Linked DNA regions of Homo sapiens: regions 1, 2 and 3 are each linked to region 4. Evidence: chromatin contacts called from ENCODE Hi-C or POLR2A ChIA-PET data. All regions are on one chromosome and are shown on one strand. Each heading gives the region's core, a stretch centred on a gene start or an enhancer-like site at or near the end of the contact. The rest is flanking DNA. Distances are from core to core; before and after follow the strand shown. Region 1 holds the start of CFAP299 (cilia and flagella associated protein 299). Region 2 has its middle 15 kb from the start of LINC02469. Region 3 overlaps LOC107986294 (a long non-coding RNA gene). Region 4 holds the start of ANTXR2 (ANTXR cell adhesion molecule 2).

Region 1 (7,159 bases), core at 4,178-6,677, 260 kb before region 4:
TGGAGTTGCTGAAATTCCTGCAGGGAGGCCCCTGCCCAGTGGGAAGGAATGGATTGGAATCTAACTCAAAGAAGCAGTCTGGGCCAGGCACGGTGGCTCACACCTGTAATCCTGGCACTTTGGGAGGCCAAGGCGGGTGGATCACCTGAGGTCAGGAGTTCAAGACCAGCCTGACCAACACAGTGAAACCCTGTCTCTACTAAAAATACAAAAATTAGCTGGGTGTGGTGGTGCATACCTGTAATTCCAGCTACTTGGGAGGCTGGGGCAGTAAAATTGCTTGAACCTGAGAGGCGGAGGTTGCTGTGAGCCGAGATCGCACCATTGCACTCCAGCCTGGGCAAAAAGAGTGAAACTCCAAAAAAAAAAATAATAAAATAAAATAAAGGAGTGTTATGGCCACATTCTGGAACAGCAGCTGTGCTGCATTGTGAGGGGTGAGGGACTCCTCCTGTCAGGGCCACCTAGACTCCCCAGAGCCAGAAGGCTAGAACTGAGTTGCCCAATCTGCAAAAATGTCAGCCACCTGTCCCCCTGGGAATTTGTCCATCTTAGGCAGTCTCCAGTCTACTGCACTAGCCAACTGGAATTCTAAGCGAGTGGGTCTTAGCTTGTGAGGTGCAAGGGAAGTGGGGCCTGCAGAATGACACTGCTTGACTCCCTGAATCTCCTAGAGGAATATAAGGATGAAACTCCCACCTTGTCAGGATTCCCAAGGCTGGAGACTGAAAAACTCCTGGGTCTCTGTGTGAGCCTCTGTGTGAGCCTGAGTGACTACTCTGCTGAGACTTTGCACAGTTCTGAGTATTGGATGGAAGGCCCTGGTAAAGTGGCCTCCTGAGGGGATCTCCTGATCTGTGGGTTGCAACGATCTGTGGGAGAAGTGTGGTTTCCAAGGCAGGGTTGCACAATCACTCACAGCTTCCTTTGGCTGGGAATGAGGGATCCTTTGGCTCTGTCTCACCCTGCTTTTCTTCATTATCCATGGGTCGAGTTGATTGCCTAGTGAGTCCCAAAGTGAAAACTTGGATATTTCAGTTGAAGGTGCCAAATTCACTCTCCATTTTCATTCTTCTCCATGACAGCCATGGACTGCAGTTGCTTCTAGTCAGCCATCTTGGCCCCTCCCCATTTCTATTTTATAAATAATGGGAAGACAATGCCCTAAGTGAAACTCCATGTTGTTTATCTCTGTAAATACTTTAGCCATTACTGCTATCCATTAGTCAGAGACATTTTAAATAATTCCAACACTCTTTGATCCTTTACCTGAGAAAAGCAGGTTAATTAGGACTTTTATTTTTCCAGTGGTCATAGGCACCTTTATTAAAATAAAGGGCCTGTGTTTATTTAAATAGAAGAATTACTAAGAAAGAACCTGGAAAATTATATTGTAATAATTTTGCCAAAACTTTTCAACTATTTCTATATTGATTTAGGGAATTAAGTTAATTAGGTTAGATAATACTAACTCCCAGAACAAATATATTTCTTTGGGTTAGCAGAGGAAAATCTAATTGCTGATACAGTGATGCATTTCTTTTGATGCTTTGAAGCTATTCAGTAAAATAAGCAAAGCACAGTGTACATAGCATAAAGTGCTTCTTTTATTCTTCTGAGCCACCTTACTCCTCTCTAGCTTATCAAATAATTAACTGGGGTTAGTTTCCTTTTTTCCACATTTCTCTTTCTTCCTAAGCAAGCATTATGTAAAAAGTTGTGTGGTTATTAGATTCATACACTATTTGTGTACTTACTGTGATCTGAGATGTTAAATAATTATATTGTGGTCAGGGTAATGGCAGCAAATTGTTGGCAAACTCACGACCAAAAAGAATAAAAGCACTATTTACAAAGATACGGGCAAAATTAATGGAAACCAACATGGGATCGTGAAGCATCCTTGGGTTAGCAACAGTGGGAAGCCATTAACACCATTTGGCATAAAAGAAGATAAGGGAGGAAGCAATTCCTAGAGCAGGGAGTGCTGCCAGACCCTGGAGAGAGTGCTATAGCTAATGGAATGAGAAGATGGCCAAACCTAAGGAAGGTAGCTGCTTCTAAACCACAGACAGTAGGAAGATGGCAGGGAATAAATTATCTAACCACTTCCTTCCAGCCCCCTGCACTCCAGTTGGTACCTCCTATTGGCTGAAACCAACCCAAAGCCAAAAGCTCCTGATTAATGACTGTGAAGGTCATTGTCCAGGGGCACAGAATGGATCTGGCACAGATTATATGATTATTTGTATGTCAATCATTGGTACTAACTTTTTATGCAGATTAACTGAAAACTTTTGGGAGCAGAATATACTACACAATACAAGAGTACCTGGAAGATAGTAAATGTTTGTAAAATGCTTGCTGAATAAATAAAACTTAGACCGGACTGTAAGCATTATATACTTAGGTTTCTGAGGTCAAGTCTAGAATAGATTCTTACTTAAACTCTTAGCAGTGTAGGCAATATCCACTACATCAGGCGCTTGGTGAAGGATTATCGACTAAAAAGGTGGCTGGATAAATACATGGGTGTACAGATAATCAGATGAAAGTATAGATAACTCATAACATTTTATATACTTTAGGAAACTTGAATAATCTAGTCCAACTGTTTCATTTTGTAGGTAAAAAATGGAATTTCAAGTTGATTAAAAACACAATATTGCAGAGTTAGAACCAAAAAAAAATCTTGTGACTCTAGCCTCTTCTAACTAAACATGCTACCTCTAATTTACAGTTTACAATTTGTTTCATTCAAATAAATTCAAGAGATCTCTTGTATAACATTGTGACTACAGTTAATAACAATATATTATGTTCTTTTAAAATGTCAAGAAAATAGATTTTTAAGTGTTCTCACCACAAAAAAATGATAATTATGTGAGGTAATACATATGTTAACTTGATTTAGCCATTCCACAATATATATAATTTAAAACATCATGTTGTATATGATAAATATCGACAATTTTGTTAGTTAAAATAAAATGTTTTAAAAGTTGTTCCATTCAAATCAAAGTCAGTTACTGATGATGATGATGTGTGTGAGAGAGAGAGAGAGGAAAAGCACAAGTATCAGCTCACTTAGCATGATCCATGATTTGTGAAACATGCTTGCCATACTACTGAAAGAATGCTGAGGAGTCTACTTGTTTCTGTGTGACCTAAGTGCACAATGAACTTACATCCACAGAAAGTATTTGAGAATGTAGATCTCTAGAAATAATAGCACTTTAAAAGTTGTCACTAATCAATCCAAATATATACATATATATGTAAACATATATATACCTGTCTAATTATCATTATTCAACTAAATCTTCATCTTACTTTTTATGAAAGTACAACAAAAATAAGCTTAATCAATGCCAAATATAAAAGTAAATTTCTTTGTCATTTCCCCAAATATAATTACCACCTTCCATTTTGGAAACCTTTAATGAATTCTGATTGATGGGCTGGGTGTGGTGGCTCACACCTGTAATTCCAGCACTTTGGGAGGCTGAGGCCGGTGGATCACTTGAGGTCAGGAGTTCGAGACCAGCCTGGCCAACATGGTGAAACCCTGTCTCTGCTAAAAATACAAAAATTAGCTGGGTATGGTGGTGCAGACCTGTAATCCCAGAAACTTGGGAGGCTGAGGCAAGAGAATCACTTGAACCTGGGGAGCGGAGGTTGCAGTGAGCCGAGATGGGGCCACTGCACTCTGGCCTGGGCCACAGAGTGAAACTCTATCTCAAAAAAAAAAAAAAAAATTCTGATTGATGAAACACAAATTATTAATTTCACATCTGTAATTAATATTAATGTTTTAGGTCCATACTCACATGAAGAACTGTGCCTTAAAAAATATTAAAACCTTTCTTAATAATACTAGGTTTAAATTTGCCAATCTTCCACATATGCTACAAAGATGATTTTAGTCTATCAAGATGTTTATAGCGTATATTTCATTTTTTGTTTATTTAAACATTCAAAAATTTAGATGTAAACATTGTTTAGCAGCATTACTTTTTCAGTGTCTTGGATGCAAGGCATAAACTGACTTTTATGACTTTAAATATATTATCTGTATAATGTTTTAAAATTTTGCTTTTGAAGCCAGGAGCTATATTGGAAATACCACCTACATTTATTTTTTAAATGTACTGAAGAATAACACTTTTGAAACCTGTAATCCATATTTAAGTGAAATGCCTCTGTAACCAATCTTTGAAGTCCAAAAGTGTCAATCCACTAAAATGCAGTTACCTTGTTGCAGTTCAGAAGTGTGGGGAGCTGGTGGCAGGATGCAAATCCTTCCCAGACTGATGTGGCTTTTCACCACATAGTGGCGCCTGTTCTCTCTGGCCTAAATAGGGATAAGGCATTTCTGGGTCCTGTGGAGAGCACGGCCGACTCTCCAGGTGAGTGTCCATTCAGTGGGCCTATCCGGGAAGTTTGGCTAGGAATATACTGGGACTTTAGGAGCCATCGTCCGCCTCCCAGCTTCCTAGCACTGATGACTTGTTAATTCCTGCGCGTCCGGGTTCTCCCGTGGCACAGGACAAGAACTCCACTCTGTCCCCCACCACCCTGCAGCGGGGGTAGCTGGGGAGGGGATTGGCTGTTGGGCAGAGGAAAGCAACCCATTAGGTCCAGTTTCGCTCCTTTTTTGTGTGTATATTTTTACTATCAAAGTTAGTTGTGATCATCAACTCGATAAACTTGAATCAGGAATATGTCTGCACAACTACCTGTAATGCGTCTCTGTAATTAAAGTACTTTCAGAATCAATTAGTGTGAGGTGGAAGTTCATGAACCCAAACGCCCAATATAACACCAAATACACTAGGTTGGTGTAAAGATGCCATCTTCTGTTCTTTAATATACCAATTGGCAAAGCAGAGAGAAACAGGTGTCTGTCCTAGATCACAGCCGGAGACTTCTCAGCAGACCTCCTTCCTCACAGAGAGCGGCTTTGGAATGGGAGTGGGCTGGGAGGAGGCAGGGGAGGCCAAGAAGCACAAATTCATGGCTCCCCAGTGTGAGTGTGCCCGCGCGTTTCTGCGCTGGGTGACTCTAGGGGCCCAAGTTCTGTCCGGACCGGGGAGCGCGGGGCGGTAAGGACGCGGCAATTCACCTCGCCAGCGGCTTTAGTGTCGCGGTCCCGAAACCGCGGCGCCTGACAGCTGAGCTGTCCAGCGCCAGGGGGCGACCAGCCCACGAAGCGGGAACTCGAGGAGGGACCGAGGGACGCGCGGCGGCGGCTACTCTGCCGCGCTCCGCCCTTACCTCCAGGTAGTACAAGTCCACAGTAGTGATCTGCGAGTCCAGGAAATCTTCATAGGCGTTGAATTGAGTGACAATATTGTCCAAGGCCTTCAGCCCCTCTTCCTGATCCATTGCGGTATCCTCGGCCGAAGCGTCCCTAGCAACGGAAGCAGGAGGGCAGGGTCAGGAGGCTCCACCCACTTCGTTCCTGCCAATCAGTTGAAGCCGGTGTGAGCTTTGGACGTTAATCCCACCCCCCGGCGGTTTGTTGCAGTTTCTGTCTTCTGCCTCACTCCTGTGAAAACTTTCTGGAATTACCCACCCAAGTTCAGGTCGGATACCCATCCACCGACTCAGGCTTCAGTGAACTGTTGAGCAACCAGAGAGGTGCAAACTGCAATCCAAAGTTAAAAAGTATGACACTGCCTACATACTTAGACAAAATATTAGGAATTAGCTCCCAATTGCATTCTAAAACAATGTTATGCAAGACAAAAATACCGAGACATTTTGCAAAAAGACTGTCTCAAAAACAAGTATATCAAATGGTGTTGTGACAACGACAATAATAAAATAATGATTTTGTTAAATTATTTTTAAAGTTATAACAAAGGTAAATTATTGCTAATGTTTGTGTACAAGAAGCAATTTATGAAATTCCCAAAGGAAAGAAACTCAGTCAAAAAAATGTCTTTGCAGACCTTTTTTGGCACCAAGTTCTTGCACTTATTTTACTATTTTAGCACAGTGAAAAATTTTGCTGTGTTGAAGCTGCCCTTTTTAAAGAATAAAATATCTGTGAAATCTTATTAAATAAAGTCTTTCACTAAAGATTTTTTGTTTTCTTCAGAACAGTATTGTGTTTTTAAAATATGAATTTAAAGTAATCCAACACAACAGCTGGCAAAATATGTTCAGAACCAATCTTTGGATTTTAATATTTTACAAACCATCCTTGGGAATTAGCATATAATACAATGCTAAGCCTTTAATTGTTGCTCTGTAAGTACGTTTCTAATTCATCTTGAAGATTTTCACAGATTTGCTAACAAAATTTTAATGAAAACATCTGGTAAGATACTTCATTTCAGTTAGCTTTCCTAATTTAAAAAGTTCATCTTAAAAATTAGGATGTCATGACTTGCAAATTTTAAGTGATATAGACACAATATTTAGGATGCTACTAACTTGTTTTTTTGTTTGTTTAATGAATGTATTCTGACATGTTTTTAAAGATATTTTGGGCCTTATTTTTGAATGCAATTTAATTATTGAATTTGGGAAAACAAAAAGGAGATAAAACCTTGGACACTGGTAACCCATCAAAAGTAATAATAGGCCAGGTACAGTGACTCCCAGCACTTTGGGAGGCCGAGGTGGGTGGATCACGAGGTCAGGAGTTCAAGACCAGACTGGCCAACATGGTGAAATTCCGTCTCTACTAAAATTACAAAAATTAGCTAGGCATGATGGTGGGCGCCTGTAATCCCAGCTACTCAGGAAGCTGAGGCAGAAGAATCCTCCTATATCAAGATTTCATCACTTTTAAGAAACAGTAAAGCATCTAGAGAATGTTTGGGTTTATTAAACTAGAGCACTTTAATGAAAAGGACCTATATGTTAGTAAAATGTGAGGTCATGGTTTGGCTATATATTGTTCTATTATATCAATTGTGATTGTGCATTTTTTAGAGAAACCTCATTAAATTTGCCATTTGGTCAACATCTCTTTGATGAAGTAATCTCTACAGCATCTAAATTTAAACAATCATGAAATTATTTTCAGTCAATGAGTCTAGAAATGTCTTCTAACTCAAAACACTGAGGCTGATTTTCAGCAAATCAGCTTCTCTATTAATATCAAGAAAATTCATAAACTTATCCTTGTTCCTCACAGTAAGGC
Region 2 (6,695 bases), core at 800-3,299, 420 kb after region 4:
GCTCAAATTTCAACTGTGTCAAACATTCCAAGTTTATCTTAAATATTTAAAAATATTTGCTCAGCTTCCTTATCCAAACATATCCAAAAGCGTAATCCAGTAAAATGATTGCCTGTTCTTCAGTGAACTTTCCAGTTTGAGTCACGAACCTCGTGAACTAGATACATGGACACATTACTACATGCCATAGATTTCTTTCTTTCTTTTGTAATCAGGAAAAAATAGTCTGCTTCCATTGCTTAACTTGTGTTTTTATTGTCTATGATAACCAGATCTTTGGCTGTACTTTCTTTAAAAATATAAAATTTCCTAGAATTAAAAACTTTTAAAAACTTTCTGTAAGAGAGGTTTATTATTTTTATTTCATTTTTGTTTTGTTTGCTGGAAAATGGGATATATTAAAGCGTATTATTTTTTAAGGACTCATTTTAATTTGTTGGGTGGTGGCTGAGCTAAAATATGTGTTGTTAATATAAAATAAGAAAAGTCAGGAGACATATCTGTATCTATGAGAGTAGGCATTAGTGAGAGTAAACAGAATGGACTTCTAGAGTAGAATTTGATTCTGTAGCATTCTGTTTGTGTGATAAAAATTCCTCCTTAATACATTCCAGATCAATCAAGATATTAAAGCCAAGGTTATTTGCATCCATCAAATGTAATCACACCCACTGGCATCAGGGCTATGGAATTCTGGGCTTCACTTGCCCTGGGAGTTCAAAGGCTGTAGCAATAACCCATTAGCATATTTCCCACAGACAGGGTAGTGGAATGATTGAATATTTAACCAATGCCAAACATCACAATGCACCTCCTCTACTTGAGAATTGAACCTGTCAGCTCCTAAATTGTTTGCATTTTCAAGCAGTTAACACAGTTTACCATCTGAAAACCATCACATCACCCCTATTTCTATAGCAAATTGCTTCATAAATGTTAAGTTAAAGGATAATGTTATACTTCCAACCATAATTGGCAGACTGAGATAATTTGTTCCATGTATATTTTATCACTGACTTAAGAGGGAATAGCAAAGGGAAGAGTAGGAACCACTGCTCACATTTTTGGCATAAAATAATAGCTGCTTTTTCTTAAGTAGATGAATCAAAAAAACCACAAAACTTGCACTTATTTATTGTGAGTCTGATGTTACCTCATCAAGAGAAACTGATCAGGTTTCTATGGTATTTCACATCTACAAACCATGGCATTATTTCCACCAGCTGTTAATGCTGCTACTAAAATTAGGGCCAGGAGCTCCACAGCTTAAGCAACTTAAGTGGGTTTGGAAATAACATTTGTTCACGCTCTGTTTATATGCTTTTGGTTTTTCATAAGTACAGTATGTTAGAGGAGCTCATCGTGAAATTCATTTCTACGTAATTAGAGTAGCCAAGTTCAAGGAGTATGGTGCCTGTTTGAGATTTCTCAGTTTCACTTTACTGGGTTGGAATGCCCTGTCCCAGTTTGGCTCAGACATGATATTTCCTCTAGACTAGAGTTGTAAAGAAAGCAATTTAAAATGCATAAGCACAGTGCCTGAGTCATACCATATATCAACCACCCAGCAGGATATTCACACTAAAGCATTGTCTCACTTCCTAATTGCTAAAGGAAAGTCCCTACTCCCTTCCCAACTATTTAATATTCATGTGAATTTGTATCAACTGTGTCCAGGCAGAATGAAAAGCTACATATTAGAGCATCATAGAATAACTTGAAATTCACAGGACCAGATTTTCCCCAGAACAAACTTTTCAAATTGAAGAATCAAGGATTCTTATTTTACCTTAATTTTTCCTGGAAAAAAAAAAAGCCAGAACTAGATGTCAGGAAGCTTGAGTTGTAGCCTTTGCTCAACCACTAAATAATTAGATAATTCAACCAACATGTATTTATACTTATTAAGGGTTTTTCATAGTGGTAGATGTCAGAATCGAGGAAATTCATGCTTTTACAAAATTCATAGCCTGGTGGTGGGAACTAATTGGATAATTCATTTTGGTAACACTTTACCAGTCTAACTTCTCAAAAGGCGACACACAAGGCAAATACATGAAAAAAATGCTCAGCATCATTAGTCATCAGAGACATGCAAATCAAAACCATAATGAGAGATACCATCTCATATCAGTCAGAATGGCTATTATTAAAAAGTCAAAAAACAGATACTGGCAAGGCTGTGGAGAAAATGGAATACTTATACACTATTGGTGTGAATGTAAATTAGTTCAGCCACTGTGGAAAGTAGTTTAGAAATTTTTCAAAGAACTAAAAAATAGAACTACCTTTGACCCAGCAATCCCATTACTGGGTATATAACCAAAAGAAAACAAATCATTCTATCAAAAAGACACATGCACTCACATGCTCTTGGCAGCACTATTCACAATAACAAAGACATGGAACCAACCTAGGGGCTCATCAATGTTGGATTGAACAAACAAAATGTGATACATATACATCATGGAATACTTCGCAGCCATAAAAAAGAATAAAATCACATCCTTTGCAGCAACATGGATGCAGATAGAGGCCATCATCCTAAGCAAACTAAAGCAGAAATAGAGAACCAAATACTGTATGCTCTCATTAAAAGTGGGAGCTAAACATTGGGTACTCATGGACATAAAGGAGGGAGGGATAGGAGCAAGGGTTGTGAAACTAACTATCTGGTACTATGCTCAGTACCTGAATGATGGGATCATTTGTACCTCAAACTTCAGCATCACTCAGTATATTCACGTAACAAACTGTACATTTACTCCTTGAATGTAAAATAAAAGTTTTTGTTTTTTTTTTTAAAGTACTTTACCAGTCTACACACCTCATCTGTAAGATGGAAGAGTTGGAGCAGGTGATATTTTTAACCATAATTTTATGATTTTATGTTAAAAAAATGTATCTCACAAGTCAACATGTTTTCAAAATGTACCATGTGCCAAGCACTGTGCATTTCACTTTACAGGCTTGTTCTCGCTTAATCCCCACATGAGCACCATGAGGTTAGGTGCTAATGCAGAGATGCTATGTGACTGGTTTGAGGTGGCACATCTGGTAAATGGCAGATACAGAACTGGAACGCCAGTCTGTCTGCCTTCAAAAGCCGTGCACTTGCAACTAATGTAAACTACCTCAAAATAAGAGTCAACTAAGAGTACCCATTAGAAATATGATTAAGATGGAATTATAGCCTACACAATAAAAAGTCATGACACATTTTCAAGGTGAAACCAATGTGTTGAGAGGAAGATTGGGAGGAAGATTGAATTTCTAGATCAAGTCTGTTTAGAGATTAAGTGCAGTTATGTGCTATTATATTCCATAATTTATGTTTTTCTTGCAGAATAAAAATCAAGAGAGGAACGTGAGCTGGAACATGGTGTTTGGGAATAATAAAACATGCTATTTGTCTGTGTGCATTTACTGCTGGCTGGTTGAAGTAGAAACCGTTTAGCAGTCCACAGAGCAGCAGCATGATATCACGGAAGGAGCTTGGTCTGGGGACCCGATTCTTGCCAATGACACTGCATGGCATGGGGAACTCATTTCCTCGAACTGGGATTTGGCGCTCCTATCTGTAAAATGAGGGTGATGGATCTGGTCCAGTTTTTAGTTTGTGTGATTGTTTCCAAAAGAATTAAGCTCCATGATACCAATAGTCTGACTTAGACGTAGAAAGCCCAATATCCTTTATATACATCTATTGATTAGCCTTTGTTTTCTGTTAGAAATATTTTCCTTTCCTTAACCCTTGCCCAACACACACACATACTTTTCTGTCACCACCCTCCCACCCCCTGGAATCCCGCATCGCCTTCCTAATTCCTACTCATTTTTCAGCTCTTAATTTAGAAATCACTTTGTTAAGGAAGCTTTCACTGACTTCTAAAGTCTTAGTTAAGTGTCCTCTTCCTGACTTCTATGAAAGTACTCTGTACTTCCTCTGTTACTGAGTTGTATTCAATTGGATAATACATGTGCAGTGCTTGGAACCAGGCCTGGGACATAAAAGTACTCAATAACTATTAACTATTAACTTATCATCATTGTCACCATCATCATTATAATTGTTAAACTTATCACACTATGTTATATTAGTCTTTTTGATTATCTGTATCACCTACTAGGTGTTACCTTTGGAAGGCAGGAACCATTACAGTCTTGACTTACTGTTACATCATCAGCAACTTAGCACAGTGATTGACAAGAATAAGTGAATATTTTAAAACTGGCTAATGTTAAACAACACATCATCACAATTTGCAGAAGGAGACTTTCATTCATGCAGCAAAGTAAGTCAAGCCTTTGAGCACTTATATTCTAGTGGAATAGACTGATACATGCAATTTAAAATAATCTGATGTTATGAGGGCTGTGATGAAGTTATGAACGAAGTTTTGTGGAGATATAGAAAGAGAAGTAATTAATCTTGCCTGAGGGATTGAAGTATGCAACATTTGAGTCGAGACTTGAAGAATGGGAGTCGGGGAGTGCTGGGGGAGGGATTTAACGTCTATGCTCTGTGTTTTTCAAAAATACAGTACTGTTCAAAAAATATGAAATGCTTCATGAATTTGCTTTGTGACCTTGAGCAATCAGTGTACCTCTCTTTGCCTTGTTACTTTGCCTGTACAATAGCAATAATAATAACATCTTATTAATAATATAGCTATGTAAAATATTATATAATTCTAATTCAATAACTATAATTATAGTAATTCTAATTCAATGCAGTAGGACTTAGAGAATATAAATATATATAGTGCCTGGCTTCTAAGTTGGAAATTCTCACTTAATGTTGCCATTACATTGTTTGTATACTCTTTATAACTTATTCCATGGTATCCAAATTGCCTGGTACAGTGTCATAGACAAAATTGAAGCGTTTCTTAAAAAGATATATTTAAATGTGAATATGTGATAATAATATTATAATGTAATATAATAATGTAAGTGATATTAAATAATTAAAAATACTTTGTGAATAAGGATAGACAACTAAACGCAAAATAAAATATTCTTTGATTTGTGATGGTTTAAATGCAGGTATATTTAAAAGCATAAAGCTAAGCTCTGGAAGTCCTTTGCAGGGCTATAATTTCATAATAGCAAAGGAAATGTTCCCGGTTTTGAGACTAATGCATGTAAATTTTCTATTAAGTTATATGTAGAGTAAGAGAGTTAGGTAGACATATACTGTAATTCAGATTTGCCTACTTACAGATGGTAACGTTCTGTGCAATAATAATGCTCCCAAAACCATTTGCAAATTTGTCCAGCAACAACTCTGCTTTTAATGATGAAGTTTCCACAGTGGCAGATGGCAGAGTGAGCAGTGAAGGATGCTGCCGACCCACCAGGGTTATGTCTGTCACTGAAGCGATCTGGCTCCAAAAGCCAAAGTCTGTTGAGGTCATACTGGCTATTGCTCCATTGGAATGACTTGATTGATCACATTTTTGGTTATTCTATAAATGATGACCTTATAGAAGGGATCCTTACAGTTTCATCCTGCTTTAAGAAATTGATATAGAGAAACACAGTGTCTGCAGTTTACAGACATACTGTAACATATTATAGAAACAAAGGGACAATTTCTGAAACTTAAAAAGACAGTTTACTTATTTTGCTGCTCCCTCCTTGTGTCTGAATGCTTAGGTAACCATACAGAAACAGAAATACTTTAAATATTTATGTCACATTTAAGAATGGAAAAGGAAACCAGAACAAGAGAAGAAAATATATTATTTAATAAATTTAAAAATCCAGCAAGGATTACTGTTTTAATGAGAGCATATAAATATAAATAGAGATCCAATGATTCTCTGAGCACCTAAAATTGGCAGATAGTGTGGATAAAAGAAAATAAACAAATAAACTTCAGTGCCCAAGTGAACCCCTGCTATACTTTGAAAAAAATCATGTACTCTTCCAGGGAAGTTGAATATACACAGTATGGCTCATGAAGTATATTATATTGAAATTGACAATTTCCATTAATATTGTGATATTTTGAACTTAGGTATTTTGTAGTGAGATAGTGTACCTTTCAAAATTGAATTTACTGTCAGAACATGCCTTAGGCACTAGAAGGAGCAGAGTGTAACTATCCGCCCTTTTAAAGGGTAACATAGAAAAATTACACAAGAATATTAATTATCTTGTGTTACTTACTAAGAAACATAGCTCCTGTGAGTAAAGTTACACATTAATAGTAGTAACAACAATAGTAAAATCACTTACAATTTCTTGCTTCTTGTCAGAAACTTCTAAGTGCTTTAAATACCTTCTCTCTCATTTTTATGTTAACCAAGAGACTTAGTTACAAATTCCATGAGGAGGGGTCAAGCCAGTGACAGGCTGAGGCAGTGAGAATTTTTCAGGGATTTTGCAAGCGATTTGTCAAACATGGCCAGTATTAAAAATTAAATCGTGTAGACTCACTTACAATTAAATATGTTATATTAAAAAAAGATAATAATTACTGAAAACTCATTACATCCTAATGACTTTCTTACATTTTACTATTATCTATATTCTTGAGGGGTTTTTACATCTACCATATACATATGACACTCCATACAATGGTGTGCTATTATGTATTTCTTCCCAACTCCATATTTTGGTGATGCTATGAAAGTAGCTTGAAATCAGCCATAGCAGGAGTATTTATACCATGGAAATTGGCAGGT
Region 3 (6,929 bases), core at 4,096-6,595, 450 kb after region 4:
ACAGACGCTCTTTTGTTCTGTTTAGAGACCTCTATGGGAATATGATGGCTACCTTCTATATGTACACACCTCCCACCCCCAAGCCTGATGATATATCTCTAAGAAGAAAATCCCGTGCCCTATTCATGACTAGCTCTGTGCTAAACTCCTTTATAACTCTTCTGAGGGCCCCAAAAGGTCTACAAACAACAGATAATGTGATAGGACTTCAAACAGTGTTCTGGAACATAGAGAAATTGTATGTTACATGTTGTGTGTGTGTATTCATGTGTGTATTCATGTGTATTTTTTTTAAGACAGAGTCTCACTCTGTGACCCAGGCTGAAGTGCAGTGGTGCAATCTGGACTCACTGCAACCTCTGCCTGCTGGTTTCGAGTGATTCTCCTGCCTCAGCCTCCCAAGTAGCTGGGACTACAGGTGTGCACCACCACACCTGGCTAATTTTTTTTTCTTTTTGTATTTTTAGTAGAGATGGGGTTTTAACATGTTGGTCAGGCTGGTCTCGAACCCCTGACCTCAGGTGATACACCTGCCTCAGCCTCCTAAAAGTGCTGAGATCATAGGCGTGAGCCACCGTGCCTGGCACATGTGTATTTTTTAAGGAAATTTTCAAAACTCAAAAAGTATTTAGAGATAATGTCCTAGATATTCCCTGAGGGATGTAAAATATATATGTGTTATAGTCTAGGCCATTTTAGGTTGATAGAGTGTACAAATTGTAGGAGTATATTAAAGGTAGGGGAAAAATCTTATAAGAATAAATTTCCTATTTCTCTTCTATATGGCTTTTTTAAAAAATGCCACTGTGGTTCTTCAGGAGTAGTCATTATACTCCTCTTGGTTTTTACACTGAATTATGTAGTGGTCTTCATATGCTAGAAGTGAAACATACAGATTTGGCTCCTTTTTCTAGAAAGAAACACATAATGAGAAATCTATACCCTTCTTTTTCTGAGTTATGAATCTGAACACCAAATTTTATAAATAGAAACAAATTCTAAAACATGATTGTGATCTCTACCACTAAAGATTCATCATAAGGTCATAGAATGTCAGTGGTGGGAGGAACTTTAGAACTTATCCATTTCAACTGTTCACGTTATTCAAGGAGAAACTGAGATGTCTTGAGAGAATATGACTTGACTACAACTGGTCATTTCTGTTTATCACATTCCTGGTTCCTTGTATCTGTAGTTGAAAAATAAAGGTGCTCAGCTACCATTTTACCTATCTATTAGGGTGAATTAATAATTAATGGGGATTTTTCCATTTTCTACTAAACCCTTTGATTGAAGATAGCACTCAAACAATTCTGTAAATAACTAGAATTAATATTTATCAGCACATTGCCCCTTTTCTCTTTCTAAAAAAAAATGGTAAAGAATGTTGGCTGTTGGGTAGAACAGTTTGGCTTCAAACTCTTTCATGAGGGCCAACTATGACCAAAAATGGACTATTAGCAGTTTCTTAACTTTGTTAGGATGCGTCTCCTTTATCTATAAAATGAGGACAATCAGAGCACCTACTTCATAAAGGTGTTGTGAGGATTAAATTAGCAGAAATACCTGGAAAGGTCATATGGCACATAATAAGTTTTTAATAAACACTAACTGTTTTTAGGTGCTTGGAGTCTTAGTACACTGGATACTCACATTGTCCAGAAAGGAAACTGGAAAATACTGCCCTAATCGTAAGCACTTGGAAACACTCAACCCTGCATCTGCCAAAATTTATAGCTGATTAAAGCTGGACAGAAAGACATTTACATTTGAGAAATGGTTAAATTGAGTTATGAGACAAGAGCCAGGCGATATGAGATTTATTCTTTATCAATGAAGGGTTCATAAGTTAAAGTAAGTTGCTAGAAACACAATTTTGAAGGAGAAATGAACAAAATAGCAAACAAATAAATTCATTAAAGGTTATAGCAAAAAGCCCAAAGCCTGTCTAGACCAGAACCTTATAAGCCATTGTTTTATAGAAGATTTTGGAGTAACTGAGCTGGTTGTAGATGCTATAATAGAAGGGAAAAATTCCAGTTTGCCTCTTCATAAGCAGAGATTTTGCCCAGATCTCTTTTTTTTCCTCTTTATAATTGGGTTTTGCTTGTTGTCTTTAGCTTGGCAGAATGTGGTCACAAGGATGCCTATGGTTTCTTCCAGTCTGCCTCTCCCTACAGGGTTCTCAAAGCCTTAAATCACAAAGAGGGAAACTGTTGAAATTGTTTCTCTCAATCTCGAGGGTTTTTTTTAATATTACTTTCGCTTTGGCAAATGCATTTATTCAGGCATAGTCTCGTCAGTACTCTAGAAAATGTGATACCATTTTGCACTGAATTTTTAAATGCAAAAAAAGAAAATTGGCCGATTAACAAATATAACTTCTTCTGATTCTGTTCCAATAATCTTGGCGAATTGTTACACTGTAAACTCAGAAAATTAACATTGCCAGATAAACAGTCTGATTATATCTGGCATGATCAAGGTTTCACGGTGAGAAAATGTACAGTTTCCTTAGGCCCCTGACAGAAAGCCATTCTCAGACCTTTTCAAAGGTTTTCAGAAGTTATTACTTGAGATTAACTATGGCATTAGCAAAAAGGTTTAAAGTCTTGTTTATAGTTAGCCCATGGCTCTGAGTTGGCAAGTTCTCTCTTAAATGATCAGTATTTGAGTTCTGGGTGCTAATGAGTGAAGGTTAGCCAGAGGGAATGGGGATGAGGGAAGCAAAAGACGAAATCATTCTCCATAGGGGGAAAGAAGCATTAAAATAAGATCTCAATAATTTTTAGAAGTCAAATTGTGCTTTAATCACTGCCTTCAAAATAAGCTGAAGAAGTCCCACTGACGTTCCCAGCTGTAAGAGAAGAAGTCTGGTTTCACATTTGCATGATTTTGAAGGTCAAATGCCTGCTATCCAAGTCTTACTGATCCATATGGACTAGAAATGCCACAATATGCAATCATCATGAAGGCAGATTGTCTCCTGTAAATCTGTCCTTTCTGTAACACATTCAAAATGTACCGTATTGGCTGGATTATAAATCCTTTCAGGAAATGTGTGCACATTTGCAGAAGCAGCTTCATGTTGATGGATGATGGCATTGATGTTCAGAGAACCCTTAAAATAATTTATCATATGTATAAATCTGGTTTTGCATGTGTCTGGATTTCCTGTGACCAGGTATACCTGTAACTCAAAATCTATTTTCTAGAAGTAAATAAAACCATATTCAAGCTGCTCCTCATGTTTACCATAGATATGGGACCTGGAGATTTTGTGTTATTCCAGATCCCAACTTTATTTGCTAAGTAGAAATTCACTTAAACAGAACCTTAAAGTTTGAGAATGCATTTATCCAAAGATTCTTCTCAATAGTATTTATTTACATTAAAGTAATCAATGTCCCTAATATTTTTAAAATATCATTAATTTTATTATTATTTAAATATACAAATTTTCAGAAACAACCATTGTATAAAAGAAAAATAAATAAATTTGATGATAATTCCAAAGCATTCCACTGTGTTGTGGGAATTAATAACTTTTGCAAACCTGTTTTTGAGGCTTTTCTAGTATGTACTAAACATTACTAAACTCAATTTTCACTATTCTCTAAGTAACTTCTCTCACTTTAAAAAAATAAGCTATCTTTCCTTCTGTCTTAGAGACCATGTACCTTTTTAGCATTGATGAAAGAAGCACTTTCTATGGTCATAAATACACAAATTAGATCCACTCCATGGACACTCAGGAAAAACTTTTTATAAAAAGTGAGTTCTAATTTCAGTTGTTTGAAAATACCGTAGGACATCAGAATTAAGAGAGGTTGCTTTCCAAATAAATGCCCTTATTAAGCAAACAAGGATACTGAAGCCCAAATTGAAGTGACCAAATAAAATCAAGTGGTGAGTCTGTGGCTAGCCTGGATTTAGTACTAGAGCTTCAGTTGGCTGTCGAATTATTACGTGTGTTTTCCCACCATGTGGTACAAGGCCTCTCACTGTAGTAAAAGAGTAAATGAGAAGCTGAGTAGATTTTTCCACAAGTTGATTTTTGTTCGTTAGTTTGTTTTGTCCAAATAATGTCTCATTTTGCACTCAAATTGGTTTACTTATAGCATTTTCCTAAAAGGAAGATATCATTCATTCATCTATTCATTCATTCCACAAACATCTTCTGAGAATCGGATACATGGCAGGCATCTTAGTGGGTGATACAAGAGCATTTATAATCTAGTAATATAACCCAGTGTACAGCAACACAAGTGTGGATAAACAAGGAGCTTCCTAATACAATCCCAGCACATGTTCCTCCTACTAACCTCAAAATAAGATGTAAACCCTGTAGCTATAGTACCTGGTCTTGTCTCAGCTCTACCACTTTCCTGCATGCCCTCAGGAAAATTACTAAATCTCACTGCTGCAGTCTCCTAATATGTATAATTATAGTACTTACCTTATAGAGTGGCTGTAATGATTAATAATTGGTAATTAATTGACATAACTTGAAGATTTTTCAATCATCCAGACACATAAGAAGTGTTCAATAAACAGAATTATTATTATTACTTTTGCTACCACCAAAAAATGAAAAGTTTTCCACAGATAGCCTCCAAGACAACCAAGGTCTAAACTCCATTTCCTGTTATTTTAATCCCTTCCAGTTCCCCTGTCTCCCCTTTAATTCTGACAGAGCATCTAATTTTAAGATACATTTTAATGGCTATTTCTGCAAACAGAACATTTAGCAGTTTGGTGATGAAATCAGGGCAGTTTGAGATGTCGCACGCTAACTAGTTACACTGCACAAAGCCTAACAGTTTGCTTTCTGTTTTTAAAGAAGCGTTTCGTTTAGCCATACTTGTGGCGGCACATGTAATTGAAAAGAGGCATATGGAGACCAGCATGCGAAGCCTAACAAACACTTCAGAGTGGCTTAAAAACTATGCTAATCAGTTTTGGGAAACCATGTTTTAATCTAAAAGAAAAAAAAGACAACCTCCTCAAACCTCAGGTGATTTTTAAAGAAACGGAGTCATTGTTGATATTAACTAACACTGGTTTATTTCCCTGTGCCCTGGCAAATGTCAGAAATAAAATTGAATAATATAAAAAGAAAGGAATGAGAGCACTCGTGACCTGTAGTTTTATGGAGCAGAAATGAACTCTTAATGGAGGTAAGCCAGGACACCAGCACATGGTCAGAGTCTGAGTGCAGACTGTCTCCTCCAGGACATGGAGAAGCGACACAGGCTCACTCTTCCCTCTGCAAGAAGGCGCTGAGCATTACCTGAAAACAAGGAAGGCATCAGATGAACAGACCTTTATAACAGAATGTGCATCTGCCAAGACAAAAATACACGACAAGCTTCTGGTGCTGGCACGCTGACAGTATGAGCAAGCTGTCTTAGTAGTGATTTTGCAAATCATTTGAGTTTAAATTCTATATAGGCTGTAGGGCCCCTGGAGCATCACTTTCTATATTTGGCCTCCTCATTTAGCTATGTTTGGAATAAATAGGCTATGGATAAAAATCATGCCCTTTAAGAGTTTTGCATACACACACTAGTTCTGCATATATATCATATGTGAACTGAGTGATTAATGCAAGTCTATGTTCTCATGCACACACACATACACACACGCATGCATGCACGCAGGCTTTCTAAATGTATTTTTAAGTTGTTTTCCTTTGTGATTTTTTTTCCTCTCTCTTTTTTTTTAAGTTCAGCTCTCTGGCATTTAGTAACCCACAAGCTGCTGTTTCTTTTTCCAAAGAAGTTCAGCTCGATGGAGGGGCCAAGAAAAATGAGCCCAACTGATGATTGTAATCTCGAAAGAAAATATGCTTTTTATCAGGGACCGCATGTTGCCAATGCCAATTAAAGTAAAACTGGGAGATTTCATCAGATACCAACCTGGAGAGCAGACATGACATGCCAAGTATAAGAAAGGAAAAGTATGTTTCAGGTGGAATTTCAGGGATGTCTATTTGAGGTGAAATGTAAAAATATAGGGTGGAAAGTGTAACACAGATTGCAGATTGAGCAATTGTTAACCATCTAGAGAAGAAATAGCACAAAAGCAATGGCATAGATTTTTATTTCAGCTGAGGTAGATGAACATCGTGACTCTGCCACTGACTGCTGGAATTATCTTCACATCTCCAGGGCTTAGTTTCCTCATCTGTAAATCAGGAATCACAAAATTCTGTTTGGATTTTTAAAAGTATTAATAATAATGTGGATTAAGAGACCAGTTTCACAGTATTTATTTGATAAAAGTTAAGAGAGAGAGAGAGAAATTATTAGTTTGTGGATAGACGGATCAAGAAGATCATGTTCCTTTTCAAGTGTTACGGGCAATCATTTAGACACATTCATCCTGCAAACACTGAGTATTCTGTTCATTATTCTAGTGTCTTTCAATGGTAGGCAAGGAGTATTGCAACGGTATGGCATCTTCTTACAGTTTTATTTCTGACACCAACTAATAACATATTCATGAGATCACCTGATTCTACCCCATCAACAGAGATTGCTTTTTACATTTGCTTTGGAGGTACAAAATGTTAAAGGTTAAGGAAAGCTTCACTTCAAGGTTACTCTGACTTAGTTCATTCCTAAAATGATTACGTCAACCTTGAAAGAGTATTGTATGGGTAAAATGAGAGAACCATGCAAAATTACTGACACCCAGTATATAATAAAAATAGTTTCTTTCTCCATTCCCTTAGGTGAGTTGAGTGTTTTTCATATTTTAAGAACTAGTAGAAGTTTGTTAGCTTTTGACTGTGTCTTTGTCTTAAAAAATTGGGTACAAGGGCTGAAATTCATGATTGAAAGACTGGAAATATTTTTGTGCTTTCCAAAGTGTTGAACTTGAGAGAGTTCTTTGAACTTGGTGAAAATGATTATTTAAAAATT
Region 4 (7,256 bases), core at 1,895-4,394:
GATAAAGGAAACCAACAAATGTGAGTTTAAAATACTTCCTTAGGAGGACAGAGTACATGGTTAGTATCATGTCTCATATTTCTTTGCCTTCTGTCTCCTTCTAACATGAAACCAATTGTCACTTTTTTGGGGGGATACATTTTTTCCCCAGATTTTATTCAATAACATGCTGATGTGGCATATAATATCTTTGATTCTGTCTTAAGATTAAAGTTGAAAATGGAAACCAGTTTCAACCAGCAATGAATACAAAACCTTGAAAGATGAACAAGCTGTTGATACAAATTTCCTGAAAATGTCAGCCTGTTTCAGTTCTCTTATGGGAAGTCAGGGAGATTTATGTATTCAGGTTGGACCAAAATGTGAAATGAGAAGTGGCAACACATACCTGGAGACTGGAGGGCTGCAGAAGTAATCAGTATTTTAGAACCTCAAGAAAAGATGAAGCCAAGGAGGACAGAATTAAGGTGCTTTAAGGACTTTCTTAATTAGTCTCAGGACTAATTAAGGACTTGCTTCTAGTGCTTAATTATTTGAAAATTATGAAGGCTGTATGTTTCCTTCTTACAAAAGTAAAAGTTATCTTCCATCTAGCTAGCCCCTTGCCCCTCAGTATCTTCCTCACTCCATCAGGTAAAAAGTGGCAGATTGATGCAGTTGATAGTGGTGGAATTTCCATCCCCAAGTGACCAGTTGGCAAAGAGTGAGAAGGGATGTTAGCCACCCTCCATTCAATGTTTGACATTTGTAATGAGCATATTTTCAAAATGGAGGTCTGCCGGTATATATTGAAGTTTTCATCCATTCATAATTCTCAGGTTAGTTGCTATAGTGATGATGGTCCAAGGTACCATTTTATTTTGCCTTTGTTAAAATAGAGATGATAAGACTGACAGAATGTACTCTGTGTTCATAAGACACCAAATTATAAACAAGACCTAAGACCATGCCAGGCAAAGGTCAAGTCACACACTCCTACACTTAAAAAATAAACTATATTCTAACTGCCAAAAGGGTTTTCTTTTTCTCTAGCATCTAAACAAACACTGGCCTCCAGATAAGCAATATTGAAACAATTGCATCTTACTGACTGCAAGACACTAACTAATTAATCCTCCACCCCTACCCCTGTTCCACAAGCCATAACTACAGCTCTGACTGGACAAGAGACTGATTTTAATAACTCTCCTGATAAGAGACCACTGACCATAGACTGGTTCTGGCTGGTTTACAGAGGCTGTGGCACTGAGTGCCTTCATGTCTTCTGTTTCACCTTTTGACATATAGGGCCTAATTATAATACATTTAATTGTTAAGTCTCCACCTCAAAGTGAACATGAGACATATGCAACTTGCATGTTTGCTTACTATTCATGTTTGCTTACTAAACATGCATGTTGCATATGTCCCATGTTCACTTTGATGTGGAAACTTAACCCACCTGCTTCAGAAATATGCATAGTTCATGTACCCCTTGCTTCAGAAATATTCATAGTTCCTCCTATAACCTGTTGAATATGTATACTTGGCCAACTCATTTAGCATAAATTCCTGTTCCACCCTTTCCTCCCTCAAAGTGCCTGCTTTTTGTCTCTGCCAGAGGCTACACTTCCCAGCCTGTCAAGATGTCCAGCCTGCAGCTGTAACCCTTTATAAGAAATGAAGTTCTCCTTTCCAAATTTATGAACCTCAGGATTGTTTGTCAACATGTTGCTACTGCAATAGTCTCCTAACTGCTCTCCCTGTTGTCACTGTTGCTAACTCCAAATTCATTGTCTCATTGCAGCCAGAATGATCTTTGAAAAACACAGATCATATCAATTCATCTGCCACTCCACTCCTGGGCTTAAACCCCTCTAATAACCTCCTGTCACACTCAATATTAAATATCTGAATTCCTTATCTCAGTAAACAAAGCATCACATAATCTGGCCCTTGCCTATTTGTCTTACATCATCTTACCTGCAAAGCTCCAGCTACACAGTTTTTTTTTTTTCTTTTTTGAATATGCTAAGCTAATGTCTATGGACCTTTGCAGTAACTCCAAATGTTTCCCCTTAGAGCTCTTGGAATGACTGGGTCTTTTTTGTTAGTCACTGAGTCTGTCATTCTTTATCATCACAATATTTTAAATTTCTACAGGCCACCTTTCCAATATGGACATTTTTTTTCCTTGCTTATGTATTTATTTCTTATTGTCTGTTTTCACTCTTCAGCCAGACTGTCAGCTTCATGAAAGCAAGGGCTTGTTATCTTGTTCTGTGCACTAACCTCCACTTCTGGAACAGTGCCTAGCAAATAATAGGCACTCAATGAATCTTTGTTAAAGTAACTAATTTTTATCTTCAAAGAGCTGACATATCTGGTTGTATATCAAATATAATAAATGAAAAGTTAAATACATATGGCAACAAACAGAAGAGATGTATATGTAAGTACTACATAAAGCATTGATTTTGTTAAAAATGAAAAGGTATTTAGGTTCTAAAAGCCAGTTTTGACTAAGGGAGGGCGGAAGTCACGGAGGTGGGGGGAAGAGAGAGGAGGGAGAGCAGAACTAGTAGACAGAGGATTTGTGCACAAACTTGAGTGCTTGCACAAGTTTTGCAAAGGAGACCTAGCTTGCCCAAAGCTGAAATTCTCCAAAACTGGAGCTTGCAGGGAAATGACAGTGGGCTGAAATATTTTGAGGTACAACTTTCCACTCCCAAAGAGGCCTGCTATCCCCTCCCACTCCCCACTCCGGCCTTTCCTTGGCTTGGCTTTTTTTAAAGAAAAAAAAAAAAAAAACTAAGCAGGTTTCTTTAGAAGAAAAAGAGGAAGTTCATAAAGAGTGTTTGTGGTAGTAGGGGTGGGGTGGAGTGAGGAGTGAGGAGGCCGTCACCTCCCATGGAATCCTTAGTCTTGGGTTTGTGAACCACGCATGGGGGCTGTTTTAGCACAGCTGCTAAAATAGGCCAGGCCTGCAGGACATACGGGTATGTTTAGTTTCTAGATAACTTTTGTTTTTCTAAACTCCTTCTTCCCTTTCCCAAATCTGGCAAGCGTTAGTCATCTTCAACTCGGCAGGAACCCACAAGTGTGCATGTGTGGCTCGGAGGCTTCAGCTGGGGCCCCGCCCTCGTCCCCAGGCGCACACTGACACACGCAGCCCAGACCCGGCCCGAGCGGGCTCCTGCCCTCGGCGTGGCTTCTCTCCAGCCGGGAGTCCCAGGGCCAGCTAGCCTCCTCCCCTAAAGGGGACGGCCTGTCAGCGCAGTGCCAGAGTCCAGCACCGGGAGGAAAGTTTCGGAGTGCGGAGGGAGTTGGGGCCGCCGGAGGAGAAGAGTCTCCACTCCTAGTTTGTTCTGCCGTCGCCGCGTCCCAGGGACCCCTTGTCCCGAAGCGCACGGCAGCGGGGGGGACTTCAGCCCTCCAGGCGGGGTGGGTTCCAGGTCCGGGTCCGAGGCGGGCGCTGGAGGCTCGGCCCCAGGCCGGAGAGGAACTCCTTTCGCGAGCTGTCGCCGTGGGCCCGCATTGTCTGCAGGAACTCTCCGGAATCGGGAGGGGGAGGACTGGATCGCGCTTCCACTGGGATTCGTCAAGAGTTCCGGCGGCAGCTGCGGCGGTGGCGGAGACTCCCTTTGTCCTCTCAGGACCTCCCTCTCTCCCTCCCTGTCAGCTGGTGGGTCCCGCTGCCGCAGGCGCCGGCGTCTCAGCTGCTCGCCGCCCCCCACCCCAGAGTGCGTGCCGGGTGACTCCCGCCACCTTTGCGACCCTCCTGAGCTTAGGGGACTGCGAGCGGGAGGGAGTCTCAGGCCCCCGGCCGCAGGATGGTGGCGGAGCGGTCCCCGGCCCGCAGCCCCGGGAGCTGGCTGTTCCCCGGGCTGTGGCTGTTGGTGCTCAGCGGTCCCGGGGGGCTGCTGCGCGCCCAGGAGCAGCCCTCCTGCAGAAGAGCCTTTGATCTCTACTTCGTCCTGGACAAGTGAGTGTGCGAGGGAGGTCCAGGGTCTCCTGGTGAGGGCGGCACTGGATCAGCTGGGGCTGAGGCTGAGATGCGTGTGCGCACCCCGGGGAGTGGTGTTGGAAACCCGCGGAGGGGTGCCCTGTTGCTGTCTTCTTTCAAAGGGCAAGCGCGTTCGGATCTGTGTGGGCGGAGATCAGCCGGGTCGGGGGTAGTGATTGGAGCCCCGGGCTACTTGGCTCTTTGGGGAGTTGGGGTATTCACTGTTTGCCAGTCTTTTGGCCTCTTGGGAAATGGGAGTGTGGCCTCTTGCGGGCCACGCTCCATCGGCCACAGAGTCCTTACCCACCTCCTCGACCCTGCTCGTACGCAGGCTAAAGTTTGCCTGGTTTTATCCTAATCATAGCGCTTTCATTGGAGCCAGGAAAAGCCTAGGGTTAACATGCCCAATGTGGTTTGCATTTCCTGCGAAGAAAGGCTTTTGTGTTTACTCTGAAGAGCTGGGTTCCACTCTAAACAATTAGGCAGGTATTTACCCACCCCAGAAAACGGGCTGACTTCTTCTTCTTCTTTTTTTTTTTGACGGAGTCTTGCTCTGGGACTGACTTCTTTAACTCTGGGTACCACCAAAGTTTCAGCTACAGATACCCTTACTTAGCTTGAAAAAGAGGCCAGGTGCCCCTATGTTCGTGGCATTGAAGAAGGAACCATTTCAAAATGTTTACTTTTCAGTTCCGTGTTTTGTTTCTCTGATCAGTTCAATTTCATCTTTCAGGTCTGGGAGTGTGGCAAATAACTGGATTGAAATTTATAATTTCGTACAGCAACTTGCGGAGAGATTTGTGAGGTATCTTTCTTACTTTACTTTTCTAGGCAGTGGAGAAGTAGAGCAAAGTGTAGAATTTCCCTTTTCTGAAACCTTTTATAGGAAAAACTTTTCCTGAAATGTTACTTTTAAGTGCCTCAAGGTCGTATTGCACACATGCTGTTATTAGGACAGCCCTTCAGTCCTTGAGGGCTTATTTCATCTGGATCCCAGAAACTTGGCTCAGACTCTGGGGAAGCATCTTCAAATACTATTCCAAATGTCTTTTTCTTTCCGAATTTTCATCTGTTTTGAATTTCAGTTATGCTTTCTCATAATTTATCACATTAAAAAAATAAATTTTATGCGAATAGTATCCATAATATATTTTTCTTTCCACACATTTCTTAGCATTATAGAGGCCCTCATTAAAACAAACAAAAAGTGTTGGAAAACTTCAAATGAACATGTGTTAATAACCCGCTACCAGAAAAGGCACTTGTGTGTGTGTTTAAAGCAACGACTTGTGTTTACACAATGTGTGGGTGTGTGGTTGGTTTAAAATTTAACTGTTCTATATATGCAATAAGCATCACCAGGAAAGACTGGTTTCCTCTCCTATAAAAAGCATTACTGGTATGAAATCCAGCTTACTCTCTTATTTAGAGGTAACTAGGAATTAGTGGCATCTCCTATTTAAAAATAACCTCAGGACACTAGGCTTTTGAGGCTTTTTTTTTCCTTCTTTTTTTTTTAAAGAAAAAATGCAATGAGCAAACACAAGTTTATCAAGATAATGGAAAGGACATGAATAGGAACTGTATCATTAAATATTGCTTCTTTCAGTCTTGTTAGCCCAAATGTTTTCTGTAAAACAGGCTTGGATGATCAAAACATTTTGAAAGTCATGTTGCAAGTAACTTCAAACAATCTGTAGAGGCCTAGGCAATCCTTGCTTTCAGTTATTGGCAGCAGTAAAGTTATCCCTATAAAAATGTATGCCTGTCCATGTTCAATCATCAGTCCCTTGCTTAAGAAGCCAAGTTTAACACTCATTTCTGGACAGGGTCTGAGGTAAAACTGTCTAGGAAAGAAAAACAAACAAGATCCTATGTCCCTAAATGTCAAAGGCAGAACAGACAGTTGTTTATAAATTTTCTAATTTAATCCTTCAATGTGAAAAGGGTGTCATGTAGATTTTGATCAAAAGCAATGAATCACATCACTACAACATTTTAAAGAAGCAAGCTCTTATCTTAACTCATTGATCTGGTTTTTAAGTTGGAATTCTATAATACACAGTTGTCTGGCTCAAGCCTAGTTGCTCAATTACTAACAATACATTGTAGGAAGTGAATAAGGGGTGACTAATGAAGAGACTGACTTTTAAAATATGTATAAGCCTTTGAGAGGATTCTGATTTTCAGTTTATAGATTCTAGTTTCATATCTTCAGTTTTGAATCTTAGTAGTAGTTGCAGAGAGTGTCCGAGAAGCAAGAACCGTTCTGTGAGAGACATGCCTAAAACTTGAAAGATATAGCTGACTGGGGCACTTGTTGCCAATGGAAAATAGCATGTTTGAGACTTAGAAAATAAAAAATGCCTAAGCAGAAAGTGATTTATTGTTTCTTTCACATTTTCCATGACTCTTTAAGTAGTCTTACTTCAGGATGACTTTTTTATAGACTCATATCATAGTTATGGTCATTAAGTCAAACTGGGTACTCTCCACCCATAAGTGTTGATAACCATAATCACTTTGAAGGGCCTGGCCACCTTTAAAGGAAATGTTGTAGAAAACCAAGGGAAGAGGAATTTTCTACGAAAGAATTTTACATCAGCTTAGAATTTATCTTTCCAGTTAGTCTCTCTCTAAATGCAAGTCCTTATGGGTCATGGAGGAGTATGTGAGTGCTGGGAAGCGTTGACTAAATCCAAAATGACTTATGCAACAATGTTAAGCAGAGTTCGTCTATTTACTTAGGGAATGTCATTTAAAAGAAGCCTGGACCATTCAGTGAGACCAATTTTAAATGAACCTCCCTAACTATACATCTGTATCGTATCAATATTTCTTTTTAAAAATGTTTTAACTGCCTCTTTTCTTATTTTGCAGCCCTGAAATGAGATTATCTTTCATTGTGTTTTCTTCTCAAGCAACTATTATTTTGCCATTAACTGGAGACAGGTTAGTGCATTATCATTTCACTGCAGGCTTTTAGTAGAGATGAATTTTAAAGGCATGATTGATATTTCCAAGTGGTGATTCAGGCCTCTCAGTGGAATCAAGCAGATGCACAGACAATTCAGTTCTCTAATAGAAGGGAAAGGAGGTATGAGTAATATAAAAGAGCAGTTAATCTGAAAATCAATATCATTTATAGTGGCTGTGGAATGTGCAGTGAAATCTAGATCCCTGTCTTAGTTGTATATTCACCACTTCCTACCTTCCCCGGCCTCTCTGTTACTGTAAGTAGTTCTACATTTTTCTTGTTTAGATATAATAT

What was found. A loop is a pair of places that touch in the nucleus more often than their neighbours do. ChIA-PET counts read pairs that join two places held with the same protein, here RNA polymerase II (POLR2A). Pooled maps may share reads with other maps.
Region 1: a loop to region 4 is called in a map of endothelial cell of umbilical vein, with 3 times the contacts of the local background. The contact joins the promoter of CFAP299 here to the promoter of ANTXR2 in region 4. A Hi-C loop is called at or near these places in 2 of 168 maps with a recorded cell type or tissue (K562 and endothelial cell of umbilical vein) and 6 of 50 pooled maps. POLR2A ChIA-PET finds 5 or more read pairs at or near these places in 1 of 52 experiments (GM12878).
Region 2: a loop to region 4 is called in a map of endothelial cell of umbilical vein, with 6 times the contacts of the local background. The contact joins the enhancer-like site here to the promoter of ANTXR2 in region 4. A Hi-C loop is called at or near these places in 3 of 168 maps with a recorded cell type or tissue (IMR-90, ascending aorta and endothelial cell of umbilical vein) and 4 of 50 pooled maps.
Region 3: a loop to region 4 is called in a map of sigmoid colon, with 2.9 times the contacts of the local background. The contact joins the enhancer-like site here to the promoter of ANTXR2 in region 4. A Hi-C loop is called at or near these places in 2 of 168 maps with a recorded cell type or tissue (breast epithelium and sigmoid colon) and 5 of 50 pooled maps.

What each region holds. Positions count from the first base shown.
Region 1 is chr4:80,333,998-80,341,156 of GRCh38, reverse strand. CFAP299 (cilia and flagella associated protein 299) reads right to left here and starts at 5,427. Exons shown (of 6, transcript NM_152770.3): 1 at 5,278-5,427. The coding sequence starts at 5,388. RefSeq lists an enhancer at 5,286-5,435.
Region 2 is chr4:79,645,790-79,652,484 of GRCh38, reverse strand. No RefSeq gene overlaps it. Among named protein-coding and RNA genes, the nearest start is that of LINC02469, 15 kb to the left of the region's middle. Within about 2 kb of position 2,049, at least 2 of the 41 ENCODE cell types and tissues checked have a DNase peak (open chromatin) inside an H3K27ac peak, as active enhancers do; they include endothelial cell of umbilical vein, where a contact is called at or near this core.
Region 3 is chr4:79,621,592-79,628,520 of GRCh38, reverse strand. It overlaps LOC107986294 (a long non-coding RNA gene), which reads right to left. Exons shown (of 7, transcript XR_007058155.1): 7 at 5,045-5,293. Among named protein-coding and RNA genes, the nearest start is that of LINC02469, 39 kb to the left of the region's middle. Within about 2 kb of position 5,345, at least 2 of the 41 ENCODE cell types and tissues checked have a DNase peak (open chromatin) inside an H3K27ac peak, as active enhancers do.
Region 4 is chr4:80,069,117-80,076,372 of GRCh38, reverse strand. ANTXR2 (ANTXR cell adhesion molecule 2) reads left to right here and starts at 3,144. Exons shown (of 17, transcript NM_058172.6): 1 at 3,144-3,964; 2 at 4,719-4,790; 3 at 6,866-6,937. The coding sequence starts at 3,813. RefSeq lists enhancers at 1-24, 2,795-3,074, 3,405-3,514 and a silencer at 3,695-3,854.